Regions from separate parts of the Mus musculus genome. Here region 1 is linked to region 2. The links are chromatin loops, found by intact Hi-C in ENCODE. Cell type or tissue: left cerebral cortex. All regions are shown on one strand. Links, peaks and the distances in the headings refer to the core of each region. The heading gives the core; the rest is flanking DNA.

Region 1 (16,117 bases), core at 3,649-11,648, 66 kb after region 2:
GCTGCTGGCTGTGCTCTAGCACAAGGCATAGCCTCCCTCAGAGGATGCATCGCCTACCCCACAGAATGCGGCTCATCAAGTAGCCAAAGTGGTGTCTAGCATTTGGCTGGAAACTACCAGTCACCTCCAGAGCAGAAAAGTGTGACTAGATCCGGAATATTACACCTCACACAGCCTGTCACCATAAAGGCCCATGTACAGAGACAGGAAGTTACGCTTTATCCAGAGAGCTGGCTGTCTGAGAAGGTGGGCTTCTAAGACTGGAAAGATGGCTCAGCATTTAAGAGCACTTACTTGCTGGTCTTGCAGCAGACCAGAGCTCAGTCTCAGCACCCACACTGGACGGCTCGAACCACCTGTAACTCCAACTCCAGGGGATCTGATGCTCACTTCTGGCTTCCATGGGCACTTGCACTCAGGTTCACACACACACACACACACACACACACACACACACACACACACAAATGATAAAATAAATCTCTTAAAAAATAGCAAACTGGGTTTATAATCTCACCACTTTGGGGAGGAGCTTATAAAAGAAGGTTTTAGGCCAGCCTGAGCTCCACAGTGGGACTTCATATGAAAAACAATAGCAACAAAATAGCATTAAAAGCATAGACATCAACAGCGTGTTCTGACATCTGTAGCTACTGCAGTGAAATCCAGTAGGCGGATGAAGCATAGCTATAACTGTAAATGCCCCAACCTACAAAAGCCAGAGGAAACACAGGAAAACATGGTTGTGACCTTGAGCAGGTAACAGTCTTTGAGTGGGTAGAAACCACAGAAGCAGGGAAGAAAACAAGAGAAGCCGTGCTTGTGAAGACAGAGGATGTCTGCAGTCTGCACTCAAGAGTGCGTTGCTAAGGCAATGAGAGCTGAGCCACACAGCAGGGGGAAAAAAAAACCCTCACAGAGTGCAAATCTCATGGCCAAAACACCTTTTAACTCAGATAATTTAGTGAGAAGGCAAACATGTTACTCAGTTTTCTATGATGGAAACAAAATAACTGAGATCATCAACTTTTAAAAAGAAAGCATAACACCACATCCCTACAGCTCTGAAGTTACTATAGTGAGCCTGAGGGTCGAGGCTGAACCACCTGATGGCGGAGGCTGCTCACCCAGCACAAATGAGAAGCAAAGAGAAAGGGGGGAGGCTGGGGTCCCACACAGTGACCTCACTTCCTCCCACTAAGCTCCGTCTTCTCCAGGTCCCACCACTCCCCAGGACTGCCCTAAGCTGTGCCTTTGGGTGGCATTTAGACTCTAAACTGTAACAACACACAACGTAGTTTTTCTTTGTTTTGTTGATTTTTTTTTAGGGTTTTTTTTTGAGATCTTATTTATTTTTATTTTATATGTATGGATATTTTGCCTGCATGTATGAATGTGCACCACTTGAGTGATTGATGCCCACAGAGGTAAGAAAAGGGTACCAATTCCCCAGGGCAATCATAGATGGTTGTGGGCCATTATGTGGGTGCTGGGATTTGAACCCCAGTCCTCTGAAAGAGAAGGCAGTACTCTTAACAGCTTCAACCATCTCTTAAGCCCCAATAACCTAGTCTGTCTGTCTGCCTTTCCTTCTTTCCTTCTTTCTTTCTTTCTTTCTTTCTTTCTTTCTTTCTTTCTTTCTTTCTTTCCTTCTCCCTTCCTTCCTTCCTTTCTTCCTTTCTTTTGTTCTTTCTTTCTTTTTCTTTTCTGTCCTGGAACTTGCTAGACCAGGCTAATCTCATATTCAGAGTCCTACTTGTCTCTGCCTCCCAAGTGCTGGGATTAAAGGTGTGAACCATCATCTGGCTCAAGCTAGTTTTTCTTAACATAAGAAAAAATAATCTGACTTCACCAAAGAATACAAAGGAGACTCTATACATCATTGCCATTAGGAAATTCAAGTTAAAACCACAATAGGGACCTCCCCACCATTAGAAGACTACTGTCCCAGTCAAGCACCATAAAGACCTGGGGGCAATGAGAGCTCAGAAGGATGTGGGGCAATGAGAGCTCACAAGGATGTGGGGCAATGAGAACTCTTGTGAGGCTGTGGATGGTGCAACCATTTTGGACAAGGGTGTGATCAGATCTTATAGTTAGCCCCACACCATCCGTGTCACCCAGCCTTTCAATCCCCAGCTACATAACCAACTTAAACACAGGTCTGTACACAAACACAGACACACACTTACAGATGTCAGGAGAGGAACAGGGCTGGGGAGATGGCTCACTGGGTAAAGTGTTGGCTGGATCTAGCCATGGTGGTGTGTGTCTGTAATTCTTGTACCAAAGGGTCAGAAATTAACAGATACTGGGGCTCAACGGCCAGACATTCTAGCTAGAAAAGCAACCTCCTGGTTCAGTGAGACACCTTGTCTCAAAAAAGAAAAAAAAAAAAAAGGTAGAAAGTGATGAAGGAAAAATTCAGTGTCAACCTTTGTCCTCCATATATAGGCACACAGGCATGTGAACACATGTGAGAAAAGTTGGCAGTAACTCAGTTCAGACCCCCTTAGAATGGGAAATAGCATCAGAATCTCCGTCTCAGCAGACGGACAACAAGCTGAGGTTCTGCTCTGCAAGAAGGGCAGGATAAACGGGGGGCACACATCACATGTGTCCTGAGCCCAGACTTCACGCAGGAGGCATGAAGGTCAAGCAGAACCATCTGGAGGGACTGAAAGATCCAGGAAGTATGTGCCTGGGTTTTGGGCATCTGAGCTGGTCTGGAGGCCATGACAAGACAGCACAGATGGGACTTAACAAGCACTCAAGCTGGGTTGTGGCTATCCCAGCCCTTGAAGGTAGAGACAGAAGAATCAGAATCTCAGGGTCACCGTGGAAGTAAAGACACGTAAATGTCTGAGTTGAGGCCAGCCTGGTCTCCATATGGAGTTCTAGGATAGCCAGAGCTACACAGTAAGACCCTATCTCAAAAGAAAAAGAAATGTTCAAAATCACCGTTGCCTACATAGGAAGGTTGAGGCCAGTCTGGTCTACATGAGACTTTGACTCAATTATCTACTGCAATGGCAAAAGAGAAGAAATAGTCACACCTTCCTGGTCTCACGGGGTATGGACTTGGCTCAAAGATGTGGCAAGGCTAGCCCCTCCCATGCATTCTTCCTAGCCACAGATGGCACCTTCTGTATGCCCACTGGCATCCTTGGTGCCACTGAGCATATCTTCAAGGTCACTCTAATGACCTCACTTAACATTAGTCACCTAAAGTCCCATCTTCACAGTCTGGACATTGGGCTCAGAGTACGAACTCAGAAGCCCTGTCCCCAGGAGCTAGAGAAATAGATAGCTCAGTCAGTAACAGGGAAGTGCTCATTGCATAGGAATGAGGATCTAAGTTTGATTCCCTCCAAACACCCACATCCATTCACACACACAAATACACACATACACACACACACATACACACACACTCCCCTTATATACAAACACACACACACACAACACACACAACACACATTCAAACAAATATATACACAGACACACTCACAGAGAGACACACACTTACACACACATAAAAACACATACAGACACTCACACACAGTCTTTCTTTACACATACACACACACATACACACATATAAACACATACACACAGACAAGTATGTACTCACACAACTAGACAAACACACACTCATACACACTCACACAGAGAGACACACACACCACATACACCCACACACATACACTCACATACACACACCACACACACACAGACCCACATACACACCCACTCATGCCCACTCACACAACACACATATCCTACACATATACTCATATATATACACTCACACACACAGTCTCCCTCTCTCACATACACATACACACACATACATACTGTACTGGCTAGTTTTGTGTCAACTTGACACAGCTGGAGTTATCACAGAGAAAGGAGCTTCAGTTGAGGAAATGCCTCCATGAGATCCAGCTGTAAGGCATTTTCTCAATTAGTGATCATGGGGGAAAGGCCCCTTGTGGGTGGGACCATCTCTGGGCTGGTAGTCTTGGGTTCTATAAGAGAGCAGACTGAGCAAGCCAGGAGAAGCAAGCCAGTAAAGAACATTCTTCCATGGCCTCTGCATCGGCTCCTGCTTCCTGACCTGCTTGAGTTCCAGTCCTGACTTCCTTGGTGATGAACAGCAGTATGGAAGTGTAAGCCGAATACACCCTTTCCTCCCCAACTTGTTTCTTGGTCATGATGTTTGTGCAGGAATAGAAACCCTGACTAAGACACATACCCTACACATACACAGCCTCTCTCTCTCTCTCTCTCTCTCTCTCTCACACACACACACACACACACACACACACACACAAGGATGTGACACTCCATGTTTGACATCTATGAGAGCGAATGAATGTGTGTCTTCTCATCTGTGTCCTGAAAAGTGCTAGACATGTCCCCCAGGAGTTGATAGAGTGCACCACAGTCCACTGTTCCTACTTTCGCTTCTGCCATGGCTTGAACATCTCTGCCAAATATTGCCCCTTTTACCAGAAAGGTATTTGCAAGCAATAGATGAATGCTTACAGCCCTGTGAGTCTTGGGCCACCAGGCAGTACCAAGAGGCCATGCTTTTCCCAGGAAGGGTCTAGTCAGGCATTAGGACCAGTTGTGTAGCCCATCTGCACAGACAGGCAGACTTCCCCCCCCCCCTTTAGCCTTGAACTTGGGGGTTCGGGTCTAGCCCTTATTCCCAGAGGTCACTCCAGGACAGGTCCATGGACATTCATATCTCATGATTCCCAGCAGCTGAAAAGTGGAAGCAACCGAGTATCTGTCCTCTGGCAAGTAGAGAACAAAACCCTACTGTGAAATGTTACTCACCCACCAAGAATAAATGGAGCATTGATATCTGCTTACAACACGGATGGGCTCTGAGGATCCTGTGCTGAGAGGGAGAAGCCAGACACAGAACAGTTGATACTGTGAGATCTGTGCAAAGGAAGACATGGGGGCCCGGAGAAGGGCGTCCACGAAGACAATGAAAATGTGTTCTGCTTGTGGAAAGTGCTGATGGCTATAAAAAATGGGGTCTGGAGAGAAGAGGTTAAGAGCATGCAGTGTTTCCAAGACCTGTGTGAGTGCGTGTGTTTGTGTGCCTGTGTGGGCTACTTACAACTGTAACTCCAGCTCCAGAGAATCCGGTACCCTCTTCCCACCTCCACAGGTACCGCCATGTTCATGCATAGACACAAACACACAAAATTTAAAATAATAAAGACAGGAGCTGGAGAGATGGCTCAGGACCTAGTCTCAGTTTCCAGCACCCACATGGGCTCTCACCGCTATCTGTAAGTCCAGTTCCAGGGAAATCGACACCCTCTTTTGAGCTCTTCAGATACTACAAGCGTATGATGCACATGCATGCATGCAGGTAAACAAGTACACACAAAATAAAACTAAATAAAATCTCTTGAAAATAAAATAGTAATGATGAATCTTTTTGAAAAGAACAAGAAGTGTGCTTTACATTAGTGTATCAAGAACTTAAGAATGGCTAAAATAGAAGACCTTATCTCATGTACATTTTACTATCATTTGTTTTGTTTGAGATAGGGCTTCCCTGTGTAGCCCTGGCTGCTCTGGAATTCACTATGTAAACCAAGGTGACCTCAGATTCATAGAGATCCACCTGCCTCTGCATCTCAAATGATGGGATTAATACATTCCTGGCTCACTGTATTTCTTTAAAATGCATTTCTATGGTCCCATCCCTCAGGAGTCTGAGTCAGGAAGACTAAGAATTCCAGGCCAGGCTGGGCTATATAGCAAGATTCTATCTCAAAATACAAAATTACAAGTCCTATATTTCTTTTTTTTAAGCCCTACATTTCTTAAGGATGTATTATTTTATTTTCATGTGTGTGCATGAGTGTGCATGTTGTGGACTTAGAGATCAGAAGAGGGCTTTAGATCTCCTGGAGCTGGCGTAAAGGTAGCCATGAGCTGCCCAATGTGGTGGTGTGAACAGAACTCAGGCCCTCTGCTGTAATAGAACTCTACCCTTAACAGCTGTGCCATCTCACCAGGAGAAACCTTTATATCTCCACTATGACCCAGTCGACACTGGAAAGACTTCCTTCTCAAGAGCTTCTGACAGTTGTCCACACTGTCTCACGATTTACCAGCAAAGAGGAAAGAGAGGAAAAGGAAGGTGTGCCAAAGGGAGAGCAGGAATTTGCACTTTGCCTATAAAGTTACTGAGCTTAGCCGCAGCCCAAGACCTGGGCCGCCTCTGCCTCTGCCTCTGCCTCTGCCTCTGCCTCTGCCTCTGCCTCTGCCTCTGCCTCTGCCTCTGCCTCTGCCTCTGCCTCTGCCTCTGCCTCTGCCTCTGCCTCTGCCTCTGCCTCTGCCTCTGCCTCTGCCTCTGCCTCTGCCTCTGCCTCTGCCTCTGCCTCTGCCTCTGCCTCTGCCTCTGCCTCTGCCTCTGCCTCTGCCTCTGCCTCTGCCTCTGCCTCTGCCTCTGCCTCTGCCTCTGCCTCTGCCTCTGCCTCTGCCTCTGCCTCTGCCTCTGCCTCTGCCTCTGCCTCTGCCTCTGCCTCTGCCTCTGCCTCTGCCTCTGCCTCTGCCTCTGCCTCTGCCTCTGCCTCTGCCTCTGCCTCTGCCTCTGCCTCTGCCTCTGCCTCTGCCTCTGCCTCTGCCTCTGCCTCTGCCTCTGCCTCTGCCTCTGCCTCGTGCACAAGTTTCTGCAGGCACAAAAGGGAAATCAGGAGGTATGGTCAAAACCTCCAATAGCTGCATTTCCTGCCGCCTGCTAAGCTAAGGTTTCTTCTTAAAGCAAAACATGAGCTTAGTTTCCATCGAGTCACCACAGTAAAAAAGAAGAGGTTCTCAAATGACGCCCCCTTTTTTACATAAAGAGGAGGATCATAGAACATAAATTTACAGAGAAAATATGTAAAGTATTGATGTGTAGCAAGACTCTAGCCTCGACTCTGTAAGGGACTTTCCCAGGTCATGGGAAATTATCCCCCCCTTACTTGTTAAATGCACCGCCCACCACCACAACTCTTTTGGTCATTCACTCGAACAACTTCTCGTGCATGAATTCACTTTATCCCATCCCCGCTCATTTCCCCATCCTCTCAAACATTCAGTTAGAATTTAGGGGGCAGCCCAGAGGTTCTGGCAACATGCCAGCTGATTCTGAACCCTCATGGGGACATACTGTCCAGACCTCCCTGGTCTGGGAGCAGCAAAATCAAGGATCAACACACCTGTAGAAGGGTCTTGGAGCTAGGGCAATGCAGGGATAGAAGACAACCAGTGTCCCAGGAGAGGAGAATCCTAGGGCACAATGGACTGGGTCAGAGGTGGCCAAGGTGCTCACACCGAGGTTGAGCACGCAGTCCAGCTGTAGGCAGCCTCAAAGTCTCTCAACACTCCTCTCTGCAGAGTGGGCTCTGGTCTTCGAAATTGTCAAGATAAGCCATGCTGACCCTGTCGCCTATGGACGGAGATACCTTAGAGTTCCTGATGAGAGGCTACAGAGAGTGACAGTTGCTCATCGGGGCCTGCCAGCTCTTTCCCCTGTCCACCTGTGCTCTGAGAAAATAAGTCCCATGAGTGTGGCCAGCACTTTCAGAATGAGGGACAGCAGTCCCTGGCAGGAGCATCTGAACACAAAGGTCCCAAGAGGGGTGGACTTCACATGGAAGGTCTGGATGCCAAGCAGGCGTGGCTCCTGGCTATCTCTTAGTGATCAGTGATGGACTCTAGCCCTGAATCCTGTGACACCCAAAAGTCCTCAGATTGTGCCCAAACAAGAAGTGCTGTCAAGTCTTGCCCCCAACACACAGGCATGCATGCATGTAAGCACACATGCACACACATGTAAATGACAGACAGGCTCTGGGGACCATGAACCACCCATGTAACCTGATGCCAAGTTATACAGAGATTGCTTCTCTATCTGTCTACATAGCTAGGAAAGCCCCATCCTCAGGCAGAAGCCTCAGCTAGGTTGGGCAGGCCCCTGTCTCAGGCATTGCCCATTATGAGGAAATGGCAGGTTCGGAGCCAGCTGGGCCTCACCTGAGTCCTGGGATCCTTGGGTACCAAGAGTCTTCCTCTGTTTTAGAAGCTGTTTAAGAAGCTGAGACACAGGAGGTCTCAGGCTAGCCTCTCCCTGAACACAGACTTGCTGATAGGTGAAGTAGCCAATGTAGACGTGAAGTGAAAGTACCCAGGGGAGCAGTTCAGTCCACATAGACAAAGAAGCCTCATTAACAAGATAGTCAGAGACTGCTCAAGGTCTCCATCCCCTGCTCAGCCTATGAGCCTCTGCCAGGTCATGCTGGGTGCTGCGAAAGTCTCACCAGGGACAGAAAATCCCCCAGAGAGGTGACTTCCCATCTGAGTCTTTACCAGAGCCAGAACCAACTTTACCAGAACTTGGGAAAGAACCATTCAGGTCTCCTCCCTCCTCAGCCTAGTGCTGAAGTGTGACCTCTGGTGGCTGCTGAGAACACCAAGATGTCCACTTGGGAGCCTAGAGCCTAGCATTTGTATGCAAACCCCTGCTTACTCTTCTTCCTTTGAGCCACTAGAGGGCAGCAAAATCCAGGCCTGACTGATCCCTGCACCTCAGGCTCATAGTCAGGCATCCCTCCCCAGAAGGTTCTGGGCTGTGTTTACTTAAGAAAGTCACATCCCACCGGGCATGGTGGCCCACGCCTTTAATCCCAGCACTTGGGAGGCAGAGGCAGGCGGATTTCTGAGTTCGAGGCCAGCTTGGTCTACAAAGTGAGTTCCAAGACAGCCAGGGCAATACAGAGAAACCCTGTCTTGAAAAACCAAAAAAAGAAAAAGAGAGAGAGAGAGAGAGAGAGAGAGAGAGAGAGAGAGAAGGAGGGAGGGAGAGAGGGAGGGAGGGAGGGAGGGAGGAAGGAAGGAAGGAAGGAAGAAAGAAAGAAAGAAAGAAAGAAAGAAAGAAAGAAAAGAAAGTCACATCCCTAGTTGAGAGGTGGTGGACTTTAATCCCAGAACCTAGAGGTAGAGGGTGACGGATTTCTGAGTTCTAGACCAGTCTGGTCTATAGAGCAAGCTCATGTCCATGGATCATCATCAATGAGGGAGTCAGGGAATTGAGAGAAATTTGCATTTCCAAGGAATAAAAAAGAGCGGGAAGGAGGCAGAGAGTGCATCACCAGCCCCACTTGACTTCCTAATGTCTCATGGCCCTATGGATGGATGGCTGCTCCTCTCTGCAATGGGCATGGTCTGCTTTACCCCTGGGACTGAGCAGCAGGTGACTGCACGAGCAGCTCATACCATGGCTCTTGGGGTGCTGGTAAGTTGGCCTCTTCAGCCAACCAGGGAGAGGAGCCAGCATAGCTGAAGGCATCCCTGACGGTCTCTCCAGTCATTTGGACCCAAAGTGGCCTCTGGGTTAGCCACAGAATCAGGGACAAAGCCAGCAGGACAGACAAGGGCCCAACCCGGGAAACCCTCAACATAGGACCAGCCTGGGTGGTACCCAGGACCTCAGGGTTGCAGTCAGCCTCAGAGTGGGTGACAGACTCAGAGTGACAGACTCAGAGTGACAGACTCGGAGTGACAGACTCAGAGTCTGGAGACTGCTGGCCAGTGCCTTTATTCAAAGCCTGTGCTGTTCCCTCTCTGAAGTATATATGCACGGTGTGCACTCTTCCACATGCCTGCCATTGCCCCAGGGATACCCAAGCAGCCTCATACTGCTACAGCATTTGTCCATCCAGCCTTATTCTGATATAAAACATGGAGCCCCCTACACAGCCTGGGAGGAACAGGATCCAGCTCTGGTCTGGCTAGAAAGGTCACGAAGGTACTCCCTATAAATCTGTCCTCCGTGGTGTGTTGGTCCAGACCTCTCTGCCACGAGCAAGTCAGACAGTGTACAGCCTTTGCAATACACAAATCCTGTGCCCCCCGCACCCTTTCTCCAAAATGAAGACAGACATGAGGGCAGGTAACCCCTCACCTGTCCACAGCTCAGTCTCTGCTCTGGAGAAAAGTAGGAGGGACACAAGAGTCTCAACTGCAGGAAGAGCCACGTCAGCAACCCTGGACTTCACCCCTGTTTCCAAGGGCCTGGAACCATGGCCACCAGGTCTCCATCCTGCTTCCTATGGGCAGGGGCTGCTCCAGCATGCCGCACTTGGGTGGCAGTATGGATCTCTTGTCACCTAGGTTACCACTTGATGTAGAAAGTAGGCTGGAGAGGCACTCTCCTTCCCAATTCCCTCTGGTATGTTTCTTTGCTTCAGAGTGTAAGGGGAAGAGGCCAGAGGCATATAAACCAAGGCAGGGTCATACGTCAGCCACGGTCTCCCACCAGGCCAAGGTTATCCAGGGATGCTGCCTCCTTGTTCCCAGCTCTGGCAGGGCTTCTGCCTGCCCCGACCCACAAACCTCCAACAGGAGAGTCCAGGCTGCCTCCAGGTCCCTGCTGGACCCACACTGTAAGTGCCGGACTCATTCTTCACTCCTAGAGCTGGGGACTCTGAAAAGCAGCCAGACCAGAGGTCACCGTGCCTTTATGGCACAGGGGGAACGGAAGGGTTGGTGTAGTCTCTAGCGTTTTCCCACGCCCAGGAGCCAATGGAGAGGCGGGATTGGACAACAGAGCATGAGCCCTCCCACAGAGGGGCTGGGCTACTATCCATTAGGAGTGAGGGGTGGAGATCTGCTACAACCAGGTCCTGGAACTCACAGGACTCTCTGGCTGGTAGGTTCCTCGCCCTTAGATCTTAACCCTCCAGTCCCTGAGAATGTTGTCACTGCCTAGCACACTGCAGCCAGGATCTAGAAATCAGTGTCATTAGCAGCTTCTGCCCTGGCCACAGCTTCCTACGGGAAAGGCACAGGACTGGTGCTCTCCTTGCCTTCCATCTTGTTATTCAAGTTGTCTGAGAGCACGTGCGCGTGCACACACAGACCCGCGCGCGTGCACACACAAACAGACGCGCGCGCGCGCACACACACACACACACACACACACACACACACACACACACACACACACACACACACACACACACACACACACACACACACACACACACACACACACACACACACACACACACACACACACACACACACACACACACACACACACACACACACACACACACACACACACACACACACACACACACACACACACACACACACACACACACACACACACACACACACACACACACACACACACACACACACACACACACACACACACACACACACACACACACACACCTGGCTGATCTCTACCTTCCACCTGCAGGACTGCAGCCCAGTCCCAGGACACACTGGGCTTGGTAGTTTTAGGGAGTGACTGAAGTTTGGTCAGGGTGCTGCATAAAGATGCTTGCTGCCAAACCTGATGATGACCAAAGTTCAGTCCCAGAAATCTGCATTATAGAAAGAGAGCCTGATCCTACAGGCTGTCCTCTGCCCCCCCCCCCCGCGTTTGTGTGTGTGTGTGTGTGTGTGTGTGTGTGTGCACGCGCGCGTGAGATTGATCAGGGTTTTTAAAAATAACTTCAGGAGCAGCCCTAAAAATGTTAAGACCATCATTCCCAGAGGTCCCCAGCTGCCTTCAACCCAATATGCAATGATCCAGTATTCACCTTCTCCAAGAAGCCCCACATACCTCTCTCTCAGGCTAGTCCTTACCTCAGTGCTGGTACAGGTATCTAACTTCCAGGGGAAGAGGACCCACGCCCCCCCCCCCATCCCCCCAGCAGCTCTAAGACTTGATAAATTCTTCCCTTTTCTTTCTTTCTTCTTTCTTTCTTTCTATTTTTCTTTCTTTCTTTCTTTCTTTTGGTTTTTTGTTTTTGGTTTGGTTTGGTTTTTGCTTTTGGTTTTGGCCACATAAGCTGAGCTAGCTTTGAACTCGCTGTGCTGCCAAGGCTAACTAACGGTAGACTCCTGATATCTCTGCCTCTGCCTGCCTCTCAGATGCTGGAATTACAGGTTCACCACTCTATCCAGACTGCTATTTCTTTTTTTTTTTTTTTTAAGATTTATTTATTGATTATATGTAAGTACACTGTAGCTGTCTTCAGACACTCCAGAAGAGGGAGTCAGATCTCGTTACGGATGGTTGTGAGCCACCATGTGGTTGCTGGGATTTGAACTCTGGACCTTCGGAAGAGCAGTCGGGTGCTCTTACCCACTGAGCCATCTCGCCAGCCCCAGACTGCTATTTCTAATCAGCTAAAATTGTTGCTCCTCACATCAGATAAGGTGACTGAGGTATGTGGAGAAGTCCTTGTCCTGATAAGGTGATCGCCACGCCCCTCTTTTCCCTCAGGTTGAGTGGCAGGCTGGGTTGCTGAGTGGGCAAGGTAGAAATGAATGCTGGGAGAGAGAACATCATGGGCAAGCCAGGGAGCAAGGAAGTGTGCCAGCCAGTGTGACTCTGGGCAGGACGTGTGGCAGGAGGAAAGGAGACAGGGCAGTCTAACGATGGCAGAGGCAGCAGCAGAGGCACTGTGCCAGGCATAATGGCAAGAGCGTGCAGGGACTTCCAGGGAGTCCTTTGCCCAGACCCTGGGACTGAGTGATGGAGCCCAGGAATGGTGCCAGCCTTAGGCAAAAGGGAGGGGTACCTACCCCAGGGAACTTTATAAAACTGCACCTTGGTCTCCAGTTCTGGGGACATCTTGGCCTCTCATTGGTCAACAGGGAGGAGGAACCTCCTTGTATTCTTGGTCTGGCTTGAGGGTGGCCAGGTAGGCTGTGGTAGCTGCTCTGCTGGCCCCGCCTGCCTGGGGGCCCTGAATGGCCTGGCGTCTTTTGTGGGAGAGCAGCTGGCGCCCAGCCCTTTATGTGGGGCTGTGGGAAAGTCCCCGGGCCAGCCTCTCACAGCCTCTCAAAAGCCGGGATTATCTCTCTGAGCCTGCAGGACACCCTCTCAAGGACCCCCTCCCCAGCAAAGTTGGGGGCAGGGACACCCCCGGAGAGGGTCTGTCCACCAGGCTCTGGCCCCAGGAGCCCTTTGGCCAGGAAATATTCTTAAGTGGAAAGACCTTTGAATACTCCAGCTCCCGCCTTACCAGCCCAGCTGCCCAGACTTAGAGATGCCCACTACACAAGCAGGGCTGCAGAAGGCTTTGCACCCACCTGAGTCTCTTTTCTCTCCACCCTATGTGCCCTAGGCAGGGCCACAGTCAGAGGCTTGGCAGGGAGACACACACTTATTTAACACCACAGCATAGAAGCTGAGTAGACATTCTCCTCCTAGCTCAGAGCTGGGGGCACGGGAGGGCTACACCTAGCTGCCGGTCCATCACTTTGGACTCCCATGCGAATGTTCCCACCAGAAAACCAGATGTAGAGTTTGAGAGTTCTTGGGGATTCAGGAATGGGGACATCCAGCAGCTTTGAGTCCAAGGCCACTCTGAAGTCTCCTCTCTGTTCATTGTGCTCCTCAGTGAACACCTGAGTGGGACCACCATCAGCCCCATTCTATAGATAGGAAAACTGAGACCCACATAGTCCAGCTTCTATATAGTGGATACTCACGGTTTTGAACCCTATGCTCACAACCCTTTTTGAGTCATGGCTAAAGCAGCAGGTGAATCTCTGGAGAGTGTCCTTCTCATACCTAGTGTAACATAAGAGGAGGCAACTCCAGGGGCGCTCTCCAGGGGTGCTCTCCAGGGGCGCTCTCCAGGGGTGCTCTCCAGGGGCGCTTGAGGCCAGATGTGCTGACCTCCAACGAGGTTACCAGGGAGCTGCTGCTGATGCTCAGGGCCTCAAAGGCTGCCTAGAGGGAAGCCCCCACCCTGCCCGCGCGGAGGACTGCTCCCCAGATGGCCTCTGGGGCCAGGAGCTTGGCTCACAAAGCACAGGCGGCCCCGTGGCGAATGAGTTTGTTGCCGCGCACGCGCCTTTTGTGGGGATGAATGTATAAGGCAGGGGTGGGGTGTGGGAACCCACCCGGAGCGGGCCTCCCGCCCAAATTATTTATTCAACCTCTCTCCTCCTCCTCCTCCTCCTCCTCCTCCTCTTTCTTCACTCTCTCTTCTCTCTCTCCTCTCTTCCTTCTTTCTTTCTCTCTCTCCTCCTCCTTCTCTCTCCTCCTCCTTCTCTCTCCCCTCCTCTTCCTTCTTCTCTTTCTCTCTCTTCCTTCTTCTTCTTCTTCTTCTTCTTCTTCTTCTTCTTCTTCTTCTTCTTCTTCTTCTTCTTCTTCTTCTTCTCTCTCTCCTCCTCTTCCTTCTTCTCTCTCCTCTTTCTTTTCTCTCCTCCTCCTCCTCTCTCTCCTCTCTTTCCCCTCCCTCTTTCTCCTTCTTCTCCTCCTTCTTTCTTTCTCTCTCTCCTCCCCTCTCCTTTCTTCCCTTTCTTTCTCTCTCTTCCTCCTCTCCCTTCTTCTCCTTCTCTCTCCTCCTCTTCCTTCTTCTCCCTCGTTCCCTCCTCCTCCTCCTCGTGCTCATCCTCCTCCTTCTCCTCCTCCTCCCCTCTCTCCTCTCTCCTCTCTGGCTGATACTGCCTGGAAAGAAGGCAGAACTGCCTTGCCACCCCTAGGCCCCACCAAGTGGCCTCAGGCAAACATGGGGCTCTGTGCAACCCAGAAATGTTTGGCTTCCTCCTTTCCATTTCATGAGGAGAAGCAGGAGGTGGAAATGGGGCTGGCAGGGGCTACTTGCTCTTCTGAGGGAATGACTTTAGGGTGGAGATGCCAAAGGCTGTCCAGGGCACCTATGAAAAGAGCAGAGGACTCTGGGACCTACTAGAGCATTTCTAAGTAGAGTCTTGGTCCTGGGAGAGGGGTAGAAAGTTGACATTCTTGAAGATTTGAGGAGCATCTAGAGGCCCCTCTTTTGCCTCACCTCTTTGTCCACTCACTCCAGAGCCTGACACATATTGGGCATATCAAAGCATCAGGAGATGGGCAGTTTGACCTGCCTCTTCCTAAGCTGAAGCCATAGGATCCGACAAAACCTCCCTGTAGTCTCTTCACCTGTGAAGAGTCCCAGGGGATGCCCACTCACCCACTGCTGTAGGAGTGCCAAATGTGGCTGGGACCATGGGGTATGGATCCTCCCTGCTGGTCATTGCGAGTCTCACTGGGAGCCTCCATGCTGGGCTAGAAGCACCCATTGATCCTGGCTGGCCAGTCGTCATGGGAGGGTACCATGAGGTGGCATCCACAATGCATGTCAGGTCCCAAAGAGACAGCTGATGAGGTGAGCATCCTATGCTGGCGTTGGAGTTGGACAGCAAGAGAGGGACCAGGAGTCAATGGTAGCGCACACCTTTAATCCCAACACTCAGGAGGCAGAGGCAGGTGGATCCTTGAGTTCGAGGCCAGCCTGGTCTACAGAGCAAGTTCCAGGACAGCCAGGGCTATACAGAGAAACCCTGTCTCAGGAAAAAAAAAAGACAGACAGGCAGGCAGGCAAACAGACAGACAGGCAGGCAGACAGACAGACAGAGCAAACAGGCATTAAGGGATCATGATGAAGTTTTCTCTGGGTTATGGATCTGAGACCCATCTGTATTCTCCCTAAATGTTAGGGTCTCTTAGAGGCACGGTATGACTGCACTTGCAGAGTTTGGTTTCTGTCTATTTCAAACATTACCAGCAGGGTGGGATGATCAATATTCCACTAGCTAATGTGGTAAGAGAAGGGACCTCCAGCCAGAGTCCCAGGGTCCCCAATCTCGGGCATCCTGTGATCTGCTACAGAGGTCATCCCAGGCATTGTCCCTACAGGGCTCTTGGTCTTCTCCTCATGTTCAGGTGCAACCATTCGTGGGTCCCTATGACCCTGAAAATCTGAGGAGCTCCTTAACACAAGCCAAGCCAAACACTACTCATACTGCAGCTGGGGAAGGCAAGAGGCACCTTTGGGGGGGGGGGTCAAGACAGGGTTTCTCTGTGTAGCCCTGGCTCTCCTGGAACTCACTCTGTAGACCGGGCTGGCCTCAAACTCAGAGATCCGCCTGCCTCTACCTCCCAAGTGCTGGGATTAAAGGAGTGCGCCACCACTGCCTGGCTGCAGTCTGGAGACATCAGCAGACCCTGGGAGAAATATGTGTGATCATCAAGGGTTCAGGACCCACCTGTGTCCTTTCTGCCAGAACCTAAAGCCCC
Region 2 (16,117 bases), core at 3,105-11,104:
CAGAAAAGTGTGATTCCAAAGCTTGGCTTCAATAAGGGGACGGAGGACAGCAGAGGTCTTGTGAGGATGTGAAGGACCAGACAGCCACTGACTGAGCATCCAGAGAAATGCAGGGCATGTGAACACCAAGAGACAGGCAGCAGCTGACTGACAGCCAGGAAGCGGGGAGTGAGCATCTAAACCCCTCCCCAGGCTGGGCCACTTGGAAGATGATGTACAGAGACGCCTAAGCCCTATGGATAATGGGGCCCTGCTTTAAGCTGCTAACCCTCTTGTTATGTATTGTTCCTACACACATTGTCCTTCCAACCCCACTGACCCTCAAAATTCATCGATTCCTACAGAAACAGAAAAAGGGCAAGCAAGGATCTCAGGGCCTGAGCAATCTCCCTAACTACATTCCTGATCCAGTTTCCAAGCCCCCAAACTCCTGGAGCCTCTGGGCACAGGCAAGCCAAGCAGGCTCCACCGTAGAGGCCAGTGGACACTTAGACTGAGCCTCCTGCATTTATTGGGCAGAGTAACCTCAGGCCTAGTTAGTCCTTGCCTAGTTAGTCCTTGCCATGTCAGACAATGGAACAAGAGAGAAACTTTTGAGAAGCAATGGACATGAGGACTAGTTGGTCCGGTTTCCCTTCTACACAGGGTCCCCTGGGCACTTGGGGCACAGCTTACAGCATTGAGAGCAGAGACCAGGACAGTGCACCAGCTTCAGTGTGTCCTAGGCATCCGATCCGGGCTCCAGCTGCCTCTCTCCTAGCCCTGGCTTGGGGGGCTTAGCGGTGTGCCTTCCACCCAGAACCGGCTGATAGGGAAAGTCTGAGAGCCCAGTGGGGATGGTGGAGAGAGCAGGCTGGTGTCGGAAGAAGTCCCCAGGCTTCGTGGAGTATGGGCTGATGGTGCTGCTGCTGCTGCTGTTGCTGGGAGCCATAGTGACTCTGGGTGTCTTCTACAGCATAGGTGAGCAAGGATACCCTACTCCCTTACCTTCCCCCAACCCATCCCTGCCCAGGGCTTTGCATGTCCCTGAGAGAAACCAACCCTGTAGAGTGGGGCAAAGGGGTGGGGATCTGCTAGCCCCCACCCCGCCCCACCAGCTCCTACGGCCACACTGCTGACTCCAGAGGTGCCACGGAAGGGACACTGACCTGCACGGGCCCAGCGACCCCATCCAGAAAGCTCTGTCTGTCCCGGCTTGCTGGTGCGGCAGCTTCTGCAGGCTCTGCCTCCGCCCCCTCTGCCTCAGCAGGACTCTAGGATGCTGCAGACAGCTCACAGGTCCCCCGCCCCACGGTCCAGCCCCCTTCTAGTCCGAAGCCCAGCCCAGCAGAGTGACTGCTGCAGTTCCCAGGTGGCCCAGCAGCAGGAGCCCAAGCCCCTGAATCAAGGGGGTCCCTCCAGCTGTCTCACCTGGCGCTCGCTAGTCAGGATGACCTAGTGGCTTCTGATACAGTCTCTTGTTTATTGCACGTTGGAAGGAAGGGGTTAGCCTGAGAACCCACGAGAGTGGGGGTGTGGCTAGGATTGCCCTTTGGGTAGACCTCAGGTGTCTTAGGAACGGCTTCACATGCTGACCCCTCCCCAAAAGACCACATGTAGGACTAGGGTGCTCCCCTTCGCATGGGGCATCTAGACACCCAGCAGCCCTGCACCCTGTACCTTCCAATCTCTCAGCCCCTTTGAGCCAGGGGGGAAGGAAGGGAGGAAGGAAGGAAGGAAGGAAACGAAGGAAGGAAGGAAGGAAGGAGAAGGGAAGGGAAGGAAAGGAAGGAAGGAAGGAAGGAAGGAAGGAAGGAAGGAAGGAAGGAAGGAAGGAAAGGAAAGGAAGGAAGGAAAGAAGGAAGGAAGGAAGGAAGGAAGGAAGGAAGGAAGGAAGGAAGGAAGGAAGGAAACGAAGGAAGGAAGGAAACGAAGGAAGGAAGGAAGGAAAGGAAGGAAGGAAGGAAAGGAAGGAAGGAAGGAAAGGAAGGAAGGAAGGAAGGAAACGAAGGAAGGAAGGAAAGGAAGGAAGGAAGGAAAGAAACGAAGGAAGGAAGGAAGGAAAGGAAGGAAGGAAGGAAGGAAAGGAAGAAAGGAAGGAAGGAAGGAAACGAAGGAAGGAAGGAAACGAAGGAAGGAAGGAAGGAAGGAAGGAAGGAAGGAAGGAAGTAAACGAAGGAAGGAAGGAAGGAAGGAAACGAAGGAAGGAAGGAAGGAAACGAAGGAAGGAAGGAAGGAAGGAAACGAAGGAAGGAAGGAAGGAAACGAAGGAAGGAAGGAAGGAAGGAAGGAAGGAAGGAAGGAAGGAAGGAAGGAAGGAAGAAGACCCACATGCAGCATATAGATATATACATACAGCATCAGTCTACTACACTACTCTACTCTGGCCATGTCTCTGCAGTGATGCACTAACCCGGTTCTGGCTCTCACACCAGGGCACCAGAGCCTGGAAGTTCCCTCAGGGGACTACGGATGAGGGACAGCTGGAAAACACAAGTGGGTTCTGCCTAAGGAGGAGGTGGGTATCCCCCACCCAAGGGCTGCCTTCAAGGGCCCACGTAGTGTGACTTCTGCCCATGTGTTTCTCAGGCAAGTGTTGTCAGGAGCAACCAACTCCAGGTAGGGACAGGAATGACAGGGTCCACGCTCTAGCGGAGCCCAGGGACCTTTGTTTGAAGTTTACTGGTCTCAAAACACCTGTTTTGAGGCCTCCAGAGACCAGACCCGATAGGCTCACAGCCAGCCATGAGGTACAGGACTGGGGGATGGGAGTGGGACTCTCCTGCTCTGTCCCCCACCCCCATGTGTCTTCTCCCTTTATCCTTTGAGCAGCCTGACTTCTGCCACAGCCAGGATCTCTTTGACTCTGCCAGGGCCCCACAGTCTCTGCTTCCTGAGTCCCTGGAGTGACCCTACAGCTAACATCAGCTTCCTTCCAGGATTTCAGTCAGGACTGAAAAGATAGAAAATTTTGTATTTACCCATTTTAAAGTATTTTTCTTCTCCTTTCTGTTCTGATGCTTTCTTATAGTTTCTGATTTGTGAGCTATCGTTTTACTCTTTCGTTTCTGGGTCGTGTGGCCTTATGCCGCCATTTTAAATTCCACTAACTTCTGGGTCAGCTGTACCACGGTCAGAAGCTCAGTGGGAGCTGGTTGGTGAGACCTCTGGTGCTTGCCTGAGGTTAACCTTGGGTGTGTTCCTGTTGCTGTGATAAAAACACATCCTGACACAGCAAGGTAAGAGAGAGAGCATTTTTCAGAAGTCAAGGCAGCAGGAACTTGAAGCCGTCAGGAATGCAATGAACACTACCAATGTTCAGCTCCTTGTTTTAATTCTGTTCAACCCTGGGATACCCACAGTAGGCATCTCTGACACTCAGTTCAGTCAAGGTAATTCCCTTCTAGCATGCAGGAGAGGCCTTTGTCCCAGGTGACTCTGGATCCTATCTAGTTGATAACGCTGACTCATCTCACTAGCCTAAGCCAAGTAAGGCTTAGTCAATTAAAAAAAAAAAGGGGGGGGGGTAAAATAGGCCAGGTACTTTTGTGGGCCATGCCAGCCCCAACCTGAGGAGAGTCCATAGGTTCCTGTGAGCTCAGTCAAGGTCCCTTGAGATATTGGCTTCCTTCATTCACTTGGTTGTTGATGTTAGGCCCTGGTTCTGTCTCACAGCCCCATGCTTCCAGAAATAAGATCCAGACACCAATTATATTTACAAATACCTTGTACATAGAGCTAGGCTCTACTCTGACTAGATCATAACTAAAGACAACCCGTTTACTGTAGCCTACATTGTGTCATGTGGCTGGTGACCTGTGCTCAGGCACCGTGCGTCCCTCTCCTCGCCTCTTTTTGGCCTCCTCTCCCTGCCTCTTCTCTCCCAGAATCTTTTCTCCTCCTGATGTCCCACCTCTATTTCCTGCCTAAGCCATTGGCCACAGGCTTTGTAATTGACAGGTGCTGCATCTGTATAATATACAGGACGATCTCTCTACAATTTCCCCCTTTCAGTCCAATAAGAGGCTCTTTTAAAATATATATATAAGTGGAATACAGTTATAACAATTATGAAAACTATAAGGTATGGTTACACATTTGTAATATCTAGTCTGTTGATATTTGGCAACTCAGTTAAAGTATTTAAAAAAAAAAGACCCGACTCTCTCTGTCTCTCAACAATTTATTTATTTATTCATTTTTTATGTATGTGAGTACACTGTCGCTGTCTTTAGACACACCAGAAGAGGGCCTGGGATCTCATTACAGGTGATTGTGAGCCACCACGTGGTTGCTGGGAATTGCACTCATGACCCCTGGAAGAGCAGTCAGTGTTCCTAACCGCTGAGCCATCTCTCACACCCCAGATTTTATCACTTAGTCTTCCAGTTGTTCAAAGGAGTGCCTCTGAAAACCTTGCACTAAAGACTTGTCGTTTTCCCTGAGTGGAACCAAGGATTAATTTGTCTATATTTTGTTTGTTTGTTTGTTTGTTTTTTGAGGCAGGGTTTCTCTATGTAGCTCTGGCAGTCCTGGAACTCACTCTGTAGACCAGGCTGGCCTTGAACTCAGAAATCCGTCTGCCTCTGCCTCCCAAGTGCTGGGGTTAAAGGTGTGCACTACCACTGCCCATCAACTTGTCTATAATTTAAGACTAGTGAATGAACATAAATTCAACCATCAGTGGCTGGAGAGGTGTCTCAGCAGTTAAGAGCACTGGCTGTTCTTCCAGAGGCCAGGAGTGCGACTCCTAGCATCCACATGGCAGCTCACAACTGTGTTTAATTCTAGTTCCAGAGGACCTGATATCTTCTTCTGGCTTCTACAGGCATCAGACACACATGTGGCACGCAGGCATACATATATACAAGCAAAAACACCCATATACATAAAAATAAAACCAATTTATTTGCAGTTTTTCTGTTACATTTACTTGAGGTAGAGCATGTCAAAACACACACACACACACACATACGAAGGTCAGAGGACAATTTGTAGGGTCAGTTTTTCCTGCTACCACTTGGATCCAGAGAATTGTTGTTGTTGTTGTTGTTTTTCTGTTTGGTTACGTTTGATTTGGCTTGGTTTTTTCAAGACAGGGTTTCTCTGTATATCCCTGGCTGTCCTGGAACTCACTGTGCAGACCAGGCTGGCCTCGAACTCAGAGACCCACCTGCCTCTGTGCTGGGATTAAAGGCGTGCGCCACTACTCTCCCACTTCGTGCAGAAAATTGAATAGGAGTACTTCTCTTCTTTTATCTGAGCATTCCGTGTACCGCTCCTCTGTTTCTTCTGCAGCCATGCCAGGCTGGGGTTTGAGTTTGTCCTTTGCTGGGAGGATTTTCCTTATTTGCATTCCCTGAATCTCCAGAATCTGTCTTTTGTCTGCCATGATTGTGTTTCTGATGCATCTTCAGCCTTTCCTGCCTGTGTTCAATCTGAGCTATTCCCCCCACCCCCACCCCACCCCCGCAACTTACTTGAAATTCTTTTTTTATCCTTTTGATAGTTGCTTTTTCTTTTAATTATTTGCTAGTTTAAAATTAGATGCAAATCCTTTTCCTCCCGAAGGCCTATTTTATTATGTGTTCTTTGTGGTGGGGTGTGTGGTGGCATGGTATGGAGGTCAGAGACTACCTTTTGGAGTTGATTCAATCCTTCCACCTTTACATGGATTCTGGGGATCAGCCTCAGGTCCCAGTCTTTCTGGAAAAGTGTTTTTGTCCTTGAGCTATCAGGTAGGCTCTTGATGTCAAGTATTTTCATAAATAGCTGGGCACTCCACTTTCATTCATGGTCATCGGGAATTCTGTTCACAAGCAACCATATTCATTGTTCAGGTTAGCTGACCACAGCCTCTGCCTGTTCTTGTAAACAAAGCTTTAGTGGCACGCTGCCTTGCCCACTGTGTGCGCCTATGCTTCTCTTCCGGCCAAGCAGCAGAGCTGCGTAGGTGAGACTGAGCCTGCCAGCAACCCTTCTTGCAGGGAGATGTCACCAGCCTGGACCTGAGCTGTGTCCTCGGAGTCGGCAGCTCATCCTTGGGCTTTTCTGTCTGTTACTCGGTGAGGAAAGGAGGGACCTGAGGTGGTATGCACACCACTGCCCAGCTATACAGCCTGGCGGGCAGGGCATTCCAGCTCCCGTCCCTGCTGTGTGACATCAGACCACTTCCATGATCTCTCTGTGCTTCAGCCTGCAAAACAGAATTGATAGGGGGGTGTGTCTTAAAGGCTCGCATGAGGGTTTGAAAACTTGATGCAACAGGAATGCTTAGAAAAAAGGCCACCACACTGGTCATTATCAGATTTAGTAACAAGAAGTCAGTCTTGCTATTGACCCTATCAATCTTGACATTTCGTCCTGTGTGAAGGTAAATTAGCTTGTGAGACAACATGCTTGCACATTCCAATAGAGATGTCTCCAAATTTTTTGCTTAAACCCACCCTTGTCAGTTATATATCTTATGCTGTATTTTTAAATACTTATTATTTTGAATTACACATATATGGAGGGATGTGTGCACACATGAGTGTGAGTACTCTCAGAGGTCAACTCTGGAAACTTAGAGTTGCAAACGACTCAACAGTTATGTGGGTGCTGGGACCTGGACTCGATTCCTCTGCAAGAGCAGAAAGTGCTTTCAGCCACTGAGCCCTCTCTCCAGCCCCTGGTCTCTCTACTTTTTTTTTTTTAACACCTGAGCTATGAAAAGCTCGAGTTGCATTTTCTTTCCTTGCTATTGTCTGGATTTCATCAGTTCATAGCTCTCTCGACAGGTCCTTTTTCTGTCTAGTGATTGTTATGCAAAGTTTGTCTTTAGCATTTCAAAAGGCAGTTTGTGCCTTTTGTGTATTTGATGTGTGAGCACACGTGTGTGTGTGTGTGTGTGTGTGTGTGTGTGTGTGTGTGTGTGAGAGAGAGAGAGAGCGAGCGAGAGAGAGAGAGAGAGAGAATCTCATGTAGCCGAGGCTAGCCTCCATCTTACTATATATAGTCAAGGATGACTCTCAACTTCTGACCCTTTTGTCCGTACCTAGCAAGCGCTGGGATTATACCTCCACACCCGTTTTCAACCAGTACCTTTAAAACAGTTTGTTGGTATGGGGCAGCTTGATTATCAGGTTGGTCATTACAGGTCTTTGAACGAAAATGCCTAGCGTGGGATCCCGTGTTCGATCACTTGGTCTCCGCCTGGTGGCGCTGTTGGAAAGGTTATGGAACTCTTAGCGGGTGGAGCCTTGCTGACGGAAGTACGTCACTGAGGGTGGGTCACTGGGGGTGGGCGTTATAGCTCGGCTCCACTTCCTGCTCTGTTTCCATGCTTTCCCTGGTGCGGATTAAGTGTGATCAAGCTGCTTCTCGAGAGAGAGAGAGAGAGAGAGAGAGAGAGAGAGAGAGAGAGAGAGAGAGAGAGAGAGAGAGAGAGAGAGAATCTCTACTCCTAAAGTTCAGCTAACGGCTGTGGAGAGAGCTCAGTCAGCCAAGTGCTTGCTGTGCAAGCAAAGCCCTGAGTTCAGTCCCCAGATTCCAGTGAGAAATTCCAACCCAAAAGATAAGGTGGAGCATGCCTGAGAAGACTGACCGCTGACCTCCCACACACTGAGAAACAATACCAAGACTGACTTCCGACTTCCACACACATGTACATGTATCCATTCCCCTCACACAAACAAGAAATACAACATTAATGAAAGAAAATTCTGGTTGCTTATAGACGCCTTTTCTCGGTCTGTCCTTTCTGATGCTCAATTTTTCTGTGGTCATTTCTGTCCCTGGCTTTGCTCTGCATTCCTGGTAAATTCCATAGAATATCGTTCTAGTGCTAAGTCTTTCTTCAGACACCTCAGTGATGCCCACCTGGAAATGAGCTGTTGTAAATCGTTAGTTGACTCCATCCATTCTGGGTCTGCAGTTGTTCGTAAGCTTCAGCAACTGCATGCTTTTCTTTTTAAAAATATGTGTTATTGTATTTGTTATTTGTGTAGAGGTGAAAATGCATGGGTGTGTGTGAGAAGGAGAGGGACAGAGACAGAGAGGTAGAAGCAGAGAGGAAGACAGAGACAGAAAGAGGGAGACAGAGAGATGGAAGCAGAGAAAGGGAGACAGAGAGAAACAGAGTGCCCAAAACAACAGTTACCTAATATCTGTCCTTGGCTGAGGTCAAGCTGGCCCAAGCCAGACACAGCTTGAGCACCTCTGTGGCAGGGGAACCTCATCCAGGCACAGAGACCTAGCTGGCCATTTTCCTCTCCTGGAGAGAAGAAATTCAAGGGGACACATGAAAGTACTCAGGTCGCATGGCACATAAATATACACTCACATCCCTGTGGCCTTTGTTTTGGCCTCCTGTATGATGTAAGTGGGGAAGGTTTACCTCTGAGACTGTGTTTGTTTCCATCTGGTGTCTCCATTTGGGAGAGCTTCCTGTTGACTGTCAGGATCTGTTCCCTTGGCCACACCACAGACATCTGCCTCCCAGCCCTGCCCGGAAGCGTTCTCTCTCTCTCTTTCTCTCCCTCTCCCTCTCCCTCTCCCTCTCTCTCTCTCTCTCTCTCTCTCTCTCTCTCTCTCTCATGTGTGATGTGTGTGTGTGAGAGAGTGTGTGTGATGTATATGTGAGTGTTTAATGTGTCTATGTGATGTGTGTATGATGTGTGATGTGTGTCTGTGTGATGTGTATTTGATGTGTGTGTGTGTGTGTGTGTGTGGTGTGTAAAAGATGTGTGTGAACTGAATTCTGTCTGACCCACCACAAGAACAGTACATGCTTTTTATTCCGAGCCATCTGTCTCTCCAGGCACTCCACCTTATTTTTTTGAGAAAGGGTTTGTCACTGAACCTGGGACTCACTTGTTCAGCAAGGATCTCACTGACTGGAGTGGTCGGTCTTCCCAGAGAGAGGCTGAGAAGGAGGGGAAAACCTTAAGTCATTTAAGTTAAGGTCTTCCTTAGGGACTGGAGAAGATAGTTCAGTGGTTTAAGACTTTTTCTTTTCTTTTTTAAATATTTATTTATTATATATAAGTGCACTGTAGCTGTCTTCAGACACTCCAGAAGAGGGCATCAGATCTCGTTACAGATGGTTGTGAGCCACTATGTGGTTGCTGGGATTTGAATTCAGGACCTTAGGTAGAGCAGTCAGTACTCTTAACCACTGAGCCATCTCTCCAGTCCCGAGGAACCAGTTTCAATACCCAGCAACTACATAGCAGCTCACAGCTATAATAAATTTTATAAAATTAAGGTCTTAGCCAAGTTGAGGAGTTTTTAATGTTTTGAAAAACAAAATTTTAGAAAAACAAAGTTTCAGAGGGATTGCGAAGACTATTCTTTTATGAATGTATGTGTAGCACACACAGAGATATATGTTTGTATGTGTGGAGGTATACATGTGTATGGGAGTGTGTGTGTATAGGGCTGAGGTTGGCACTGATGTCTTCGATCATTCTCTATGTTATGTGTGAGGTGGTCTCTCACTTGAACCCAGAGCTTACAGATTCACTTAATCTAGGTGGCCAGCTTGTTCCAGAGACTCCATGTCTCCACATACAAAGCACTGGGATTACAGATGGGGTCATCATGCCTGCTGGCCTTTACTTGGGTACTGGGGATCCAAACTCAGGTCCCCACACTTGCATGGCCCCTGAGCCATCGCAGGACTATTTTGGGAGGTTGGCATATTGTAGAAGTTACCTAAACAAGCACCAGAGGTGCCAAAGGAACTTGATCCTTCCTGGAATCCCACCCCCTGTAGCCATTCACATCCTGTGGTTTTAGCTCCAGGGCGTCGTCTTGTCTCCATTTCTGTCTGAGTTCAGGTCTCATTGGCCTAGGCCATCCCTGAGCTTCAGTCTTTCCATCTCTGCTTCCTCGTGTATCCTTAAATTGGCTATGTTGAGAGGCTGGTCTTGAACTCCTAGTCCTCCCATGTCTATCTCCTGGGTGGCCTTGGGTATCTCCAGTGACCTCATTTCCATATTTCTTTTGCTTGTTGCCGGCCATGTCTCAGGCTATGACTCCCTCCTCTGTATCCTCTTGCAGCCAGGGTGGCAGTCGGTTGTCCTCTGGTTAGAGAGCCAACACCACTGTGACAGTCTTCACTGTGCCAGCATCATGGTCTCTGCTTGTCTGCTATGAGCCTCTGCTTTTATTAGCTACATCATTCCATTACATCACTTTCTATTACTTCATTCTTATCAGTTATACACAGAGCTGGCAGGAGCTGGCGGGGGATGGCTGCTCATCCAACGCTCGTCTACTCCAGGCAGCTGACATGAGCTAGCTGCTCCTCGCTGTAACATCCACCTCAGTTTTGTTCTAATTTCTTATTAGCTCTAAACCTGCTCTTTCCCAGACCCCCATCCAGGTCCTGAAGACTCCCATGCTAAACAGAGTCTCTCCCCACATGTAGTGGAGGGACAGGGTCAAGGGGGGTAGGTAGCCTTGAACCTTCAGCAGGCGGTGAGAATACAAAAGTTGCAAGGGTGAAGGTTGCCACTAGGGAAGCCCCCTGCCTACAAGACCCAATTTTCCTAAATTAACCTATTTATTCCTGTGGTGGGGCTGCAAGAGCAGCCTTCTGTAGGCACATCCCGGGAAGGCAGTCAGAGCCTGGGTAGTTCAGGAAGGACAAGAAAATAGGAATAGCAAGCTAGGGGGAAACTTCCCTTTTCCCACTCAATCCTAGCAGAAAGTAGGAAGAGGAGGAAGAAAAGAAGACGAGTAAGACACAGTCCCCCTGCCTCCGTTCCCTGGTGTATGGTGAACACTATAGCCCTGAGCGCTGACATGCAATGATCCCCGAGGCTCTGAGGGTGACTGGGGGCTGAGCACTATGTTTCTCCCCAGGGAAGCAGCTGCCCCTCTTAACTAGCCTGCTACACTTCTCCTGGGATGAGAGGACGGTTGTAAAACGAGGTAGCCTTTACCTTCCCTGCCAGGCAGCCCTGAGGAGGTGGGCTTGGAATCTGGACCTGCCATGGGTGGGGGAGGTCACATGGATGGGCAGGGAGCACAGGAGGGATGGGGAAGAAAGGATATTGGCAGGGACACCAATCGCCAGTGGTTGCTGTATGTGGGATGTCTGGGGACAGCTGGGTACCACCCGTGGGGTTGGCTTGATACCATCTATGGATGTGCTAACCACAGGGTAAGGATAGGGTGGGATAGTATAGGACCTTAGAGCTGGTGGGACAACAAGGTAGCAGGGCATGAGCCGCCTCAAGCCCTGAGGGTCCTGGGCCACAGAAGGGGTCCACAGAGGCAGAGAATTTGAAGGGGATCCCAGGTCACTGCAGCAAGACTACACTTCAAACCTATCTTGGAGGTGTCGATGAAGGGTGGGAAAAATAGAGGCCCTCCCCATCTACCCTGCCACGCCCACCCAGCCTTGCCACGCCCACCCAGCCTTGCCACGCCCACCCAAGCCCTCTGACTCTGCACACCTCACGCTCCCCGTTCTGTTCCTCCAGCCCTCAGGGATTCATCACTGAAAAGTGACATCTGCACCACCCCAAGCTGTGTGATAGCAGGTGAGCTTCTCCCCGGGGTGGCCATTCAGGGTGGGGGCGGGGAAGGGGGAGGGGCGGCGGGGGAGGGGTGCTGCCTGAAGCCAAGCTGAGATTTTTTTTTTTTTGTCTTAAAACTGGGTGCTATGGGCAGCCCTCTGCAGGAGGCAGAAAGAAAAAATCTTGTGGGGAAGCGAAAGGGGAGAGAAAAAAAAAGCCTACAGAGACACACAGAATATGGTTTTATCTGGGTGGATCCTGGAGTCCCACAGTGATGCTTTTTAATGAAATCTCCAACTGCAAGAGACCAAGATAAACAGCTGGGCAAGATTCTAGGGGTTCCCGGGCAGAGCGCCGAGCATGTAAGCTCAGGCTCCTGTCACCAACATACGCCAGATTCTGGGAAATAGCTGTCCCATCTGTTAAGTAAGAAACCTCAAGGACATGGAGTGAGAAGCCACCGAGACTACAAGAGGCAGAGGGCTATGGAGACATCCAGGAGTCTGGGACCAGTTTAGAGGGCAAGGTCACCCACTGGGGCCTTCCTCAGGGCAGGAACCATATTCCAAATCAGGTCCTCAGATGGGAGAAGACAGGAGGGTTCAAGGTCCTGTGGTTTATCAGTGGCAACCGTAGCCCTTGAAGCTACTTGGGCAATTCCTCCCATGTTTCTAGACTCCCCGTGGCTCAGGGAAAGTGACTAACATACTCATGAGCAGATCAGTAGCTGCCAGCGAGCTGATAGTTGAAATAAGTCTCAAACAAACCGTCCCCGGAGGGGTGCCGCTGTCTCTCAGACTCAAAGACAGTGTCAAGGTGTCCACAATCCAGTCTCCTCTCCTCCCTCCACCCCCTTGGAATACAAAGCTGCCAGAATCCTCGAAAACATGGACCAATCGAGGAACCCCTGTGAAAACTTCTACCAGTACGCTTGCGGAGGCTGGCTGAGGCACCACGTGATCCCAGAGACCAACTCCAGATACAGCGTCTTTGACATCCTTCGGGACGAGCTGGAGGTTATCCTCAAAGGTGAAGAGTGGCCACCACCAGAGGACAGGGGGTGACACTGACCCTTGGGTGGGCTCCTGCCCAACATCTTGGTCAGCAGGGTCAGTGGAGAAATCGCTGCTCAGGAGTTGAACTGAGCCGTCACTGCGGTGTCTCTGCCCAGCCTGATGAAGCCCCTTGTCTGTCAGGGGGAACCCTGGGATGCTTGCCCAGGGCCAGACGGGACCAAGGGCTACAGGAGACTTAAGTTGTTGACCTAGGCCCTCAACAGTCACCTCAACCTCTGTTCAGCTTTCTCCTCTGCCCACAGGGGTGCTGGAGGATTCCACTTCCCAGCATCGCCCGGCCGTGGAGAAGGCCAAGACACTATATCGCTCCTGCATGAACCAAAGTGAGTAGAGCCGCCCCCTTCTAGGGCCCATGTAGCTCCAGTACCAAGGCACACACTGAACGCCATGAGATGGGAGAGGGCACCCTGCAGAGCACATACATTAAAGCATCTATGTGCTGTGCCCAGACCGGCCTGACTCACTACCAGATGCCCTGTGTACTGGGCTTTGAAGTCCCAGCCTGTGTTACAGTGCCCAAAATCACCACTTCTGAGCAGCAGGGATGGGTCCAGCTCAGCTGGGCATCTCCTAGAGGTTTGAGGTTGAGTCCAGTGTATCACCAATGGGAGTCAGTGGGACTGTGGTTTTTATGAGGTCATCTCCATTGGAATCCCTGCCTGGGCTTGTCTAGGGCTATCTTATCTCCCCAAATCATGTGGCCAATACCTACCAGATTGAAAACTTCCTTTGGATTCTCATCTTTACTAAATTTCTAGCCTTACCTCTTGCCTTCCACCCATGGCATCTTGGGCTAGTACCCTCCATCGGAGCCATGTGGCTCCCCCTTTTCTGCCAGACCTTTGTCCCTTCCCTATGTCCCCTCAACCTTTGCCACATGCCTTGACATGGACATCAGCCCCTTCTTGTTGCCAGCTCTGAAGTTCTGCTTCTGTCATCTGAGAGTCCTCCTCTGTGTCTGTGGTGACTTCTGGATGTGCCCTGTCTACTTAGTCTTTGCCTGGAGTTCTTCCAAGTTTCCCGTCAGAAAAAAAAACCACTTCCTTAGAGGGACCCTCCTTAGCCCAAGTCTTTTTTTTTTTTTTTTTTTAAAGATTTTTTTTTTTAGATTTATTTATTTATTATATGTAAGTACACTGTAGCTGTCTTCAGACACTCCAGAAGAGGGAGCGTCAGATCTTGTTACAGATGGCTGTGAGCCACCATGTGGTTGCTGGGATTTGAACTCTGGACCTTCGGAAGAGCAGTCGGGTGCTCTTACCCACTGAGCCATCTCACCAGCCCAGCCCAAGTCTTTAGACTGCCATTGTGCTGCAGACGCAAGTCACATGGGCCCCGTGTGACCTTCTGTCTCTGGGCCTCCCTCCTGGCCACAACTCCTTTCCTAGGCTTGCTCACCAGCTGCCAGCTAGTTCCCAGCCTCCTTGGCCCCATGGAAGTGTGTACTTCACCAGCAACCTCTGAACTAAAGCTGAGCCCACAAGGGGGTCATGCTCAGGGTTTGTGTCATGGCGCCTGAGCCAGTGGAGTCTACGTGAGCACACATCTCCCCTCCCCTTCCCAGGTGTGATCGAGAAGAGAGACTCTGAGCCCCTGCTGAGCGTCTTAAAAATGGTAGGAGGTTGGCCTGTGGCCATGGATAAGTGGAACGAGACCATGGGTGAGTATCGGCCTGTTTGCAGACTTCAGGGAGAGGTCTACTCAACCCCAAAGCTGCCCACAAGCTAACCACCTGCTCTTGGGAAGCCCCGAGGGCTCATTTCTTCCAGAGCCAATTTAGGATCCCAAAAGCTGGCTTAGGCTCCACATTGGGGGAAGTCGGTGACAGCTGGTTCCCCGAACCTCTGTTCTAAACCCAGGCTTCATACCCCTCTGCTCATCCCTTAGACAGCATCACACACACACACACACACACACACACACACACACGATTGTTTCAGAACCTATCTCCCTACGGAATACTTGGAGAATAGTCCCTCAGTCCCCAAAGTGCCACAGTGAGTTTCCTACCTAAGCCAGACAGGGCTCCCTACACCCCCAGAATGCTCTGTGCTTAGGAGGCAGTTAGTTCCCTGTCTGGAGATGGGCTAGCTGGTCTCCAGCATGGGTGCTAACTCCTCAGGCCTCAAGTGGGAACTGGAGCGACAGTTGGCTGTGTTGAACTCGCAGTTCAACAGGCGGGTCCTCATCGACCTCTTCATCTGGAATGACGACCAGAACTCCAGCCGGCATGTCATCTACGTATGCAATGCCCTCGGGGAATGGCGGGTGTGGAACTGGGTCAGCAGGCTCCTGGTGCCTGACTCTGGACTTTGGCAGCAAAGCAGGGAGATAGACCAGGACGATGGCTGGGGAGACCTGTGAGCTCAGTGCATGTTTTCCCTGCCACGGCTGTGATGTGAATTGTGCTGAGCAGAGAGGCTGGCCTTGTGCTTAGCCTGTTTCTTGCCCATTGTGAGGGTTTTGGCACCTGGGCAGGAAGCCTGCAGGAGCCATAGCTGGAAGGTCAGAGAAGCATACTTTGGGTAGAATGTGAGTTCTTCCCATGGGGACCTGTGCCCTATCCATCCCCTCTCTGGCCTCCTTGCAAGTCCCAGCCTGCAACCCCCTCTCTATGTCAGGGAGAGGCTTGGGTTTGGAAGCATCTGACTTCCACAGGGAGCCGGTGTTCTACCAGGCACAGTCCTGGGGGAGGGGACCAGTGCCCACCTCAGCCAGGCTACAGGGATCCCCACTCTGCCAGGAGTCACACCCTCTGTGTGTTTCCAGATAGACCAGCCCACCTTGGGCATGCCATCCCGGGAGTACTATTTCCAGGAGGACAACAACCACAAGGTAAGCAGGGAGCCTTGAGGGCTCATGTCAGATACCGTTGTGTGCATGTCACAGGCCTTGGGCCCACCTGGGACTCAGCACTCCCGTTTATCCACTAGCCTTGCTTCCCAAACCAGCCTGTATAAGCACTTGTGGGAATGTGGCCAGGTACTAAGTGCTGGGGACAAAAACATGGACACTCAATTTCCACACTTATGTCAGTCCTGAGGTGGGTGAGTTCATCCAGGCAGGCAATCCATTATTTTAAAGATTGATTGATTGATTGATTGATTGATGTGTATACACTGTAGCTGTCTTCAGACACACCAGAAGAGGGCATCAGAACCCATTACAGATGGTTGTGAGCCACCATGTGATTGCTGGGAATTGAACTCAGAACCTCTGAAAGAGCAGTCAGTATTTCTAACCACTGAGCCATCTCTCCAGCCCCAGGCAATCCATTTAACTTGACCCTCCCGTGCAGAATGATGTCCAGTGTCTGGGAGGCCCAGAACTCAGCCTAGGATGGGCAGAGACCCCGAGACTGCTAGGTAGAGTCGGCTCCTGCATCTGTGGAGAGAAGCCAACTATTAAGTAGCCCAGGGTGGGAGGGAGAGCTGGGATGGACAGAAAGAAGACAGGCACAGCAAGGACACCCAGGAACAGGGTGGGAAGGGGCAGGAGGCAGGAGTGACCCACACTGCAGGGCTGGAAGGGCTCATGGGTATCAAGTTGCCG

Evidence for each region. Hi-C counts contacts between places; a loop is a spot of excess contacts. Peaks named below come from ENCODE experiments on the same cell type or tissue, not always from the same donor. Only the 100,000 strongest peaks of a DNase experiment are listed, where the experiment ranks them.
Region 1: a loop joins it to region 2, with 5 times the contacts of the local background. A loop is called at or near these places in 24 of 42 quality-filtered maps.

The regions. Positions count from the first base shown.
Region 1 is chr4:154,935,930-154,952,046 of GRCm38, forward strand. No RefSeq gene overlaps it. Among named protein-coding and RNA genes, the nearest start is that of Tnfrsf14, 16 kb to the left of the region's middle. In left cerebral cortex, for the core only: a CTCF peak has its summit at 8,529 (motif pointing right); DNase peaks (open chromatin) are centred at 4,877, 8,554 and 10,641; H3K4me3 peaks cover 579 bases.
Region 2 is chr4:154,870,817-154,886,933 of GRCm38, forward strand. Mmel1 (membrane metallo-endopeptidase-like 1) reads left to right here. Exons shown (of 24, transcript NM_013783.2): 2 at 646-960; 3 at 10,831-10,899; 4 at 11,454-11,513; 5 at 12,357-12,518; 6 at 12,808-12,888; 7 at 14,130-14,225; 8 at 14,688-14,806; 9 at 15,335-15,400. The coding sequence starts at 837. Gm13112 (predicted gene 13112) reads right to left here and starts at 1,187. Exons shown (of 5, transcript NR_154548.1): 1 at 1,149-1,187. In left cerebral cortex, for the core only: CTCF peaks have their summits at 7,178 and 9,034 (motif pointing right); a DNase peak (open chromatin) is centred at 7,210; H3K4me3 peaks cover 358 bases; H3K27ac peaks cover 339 bases.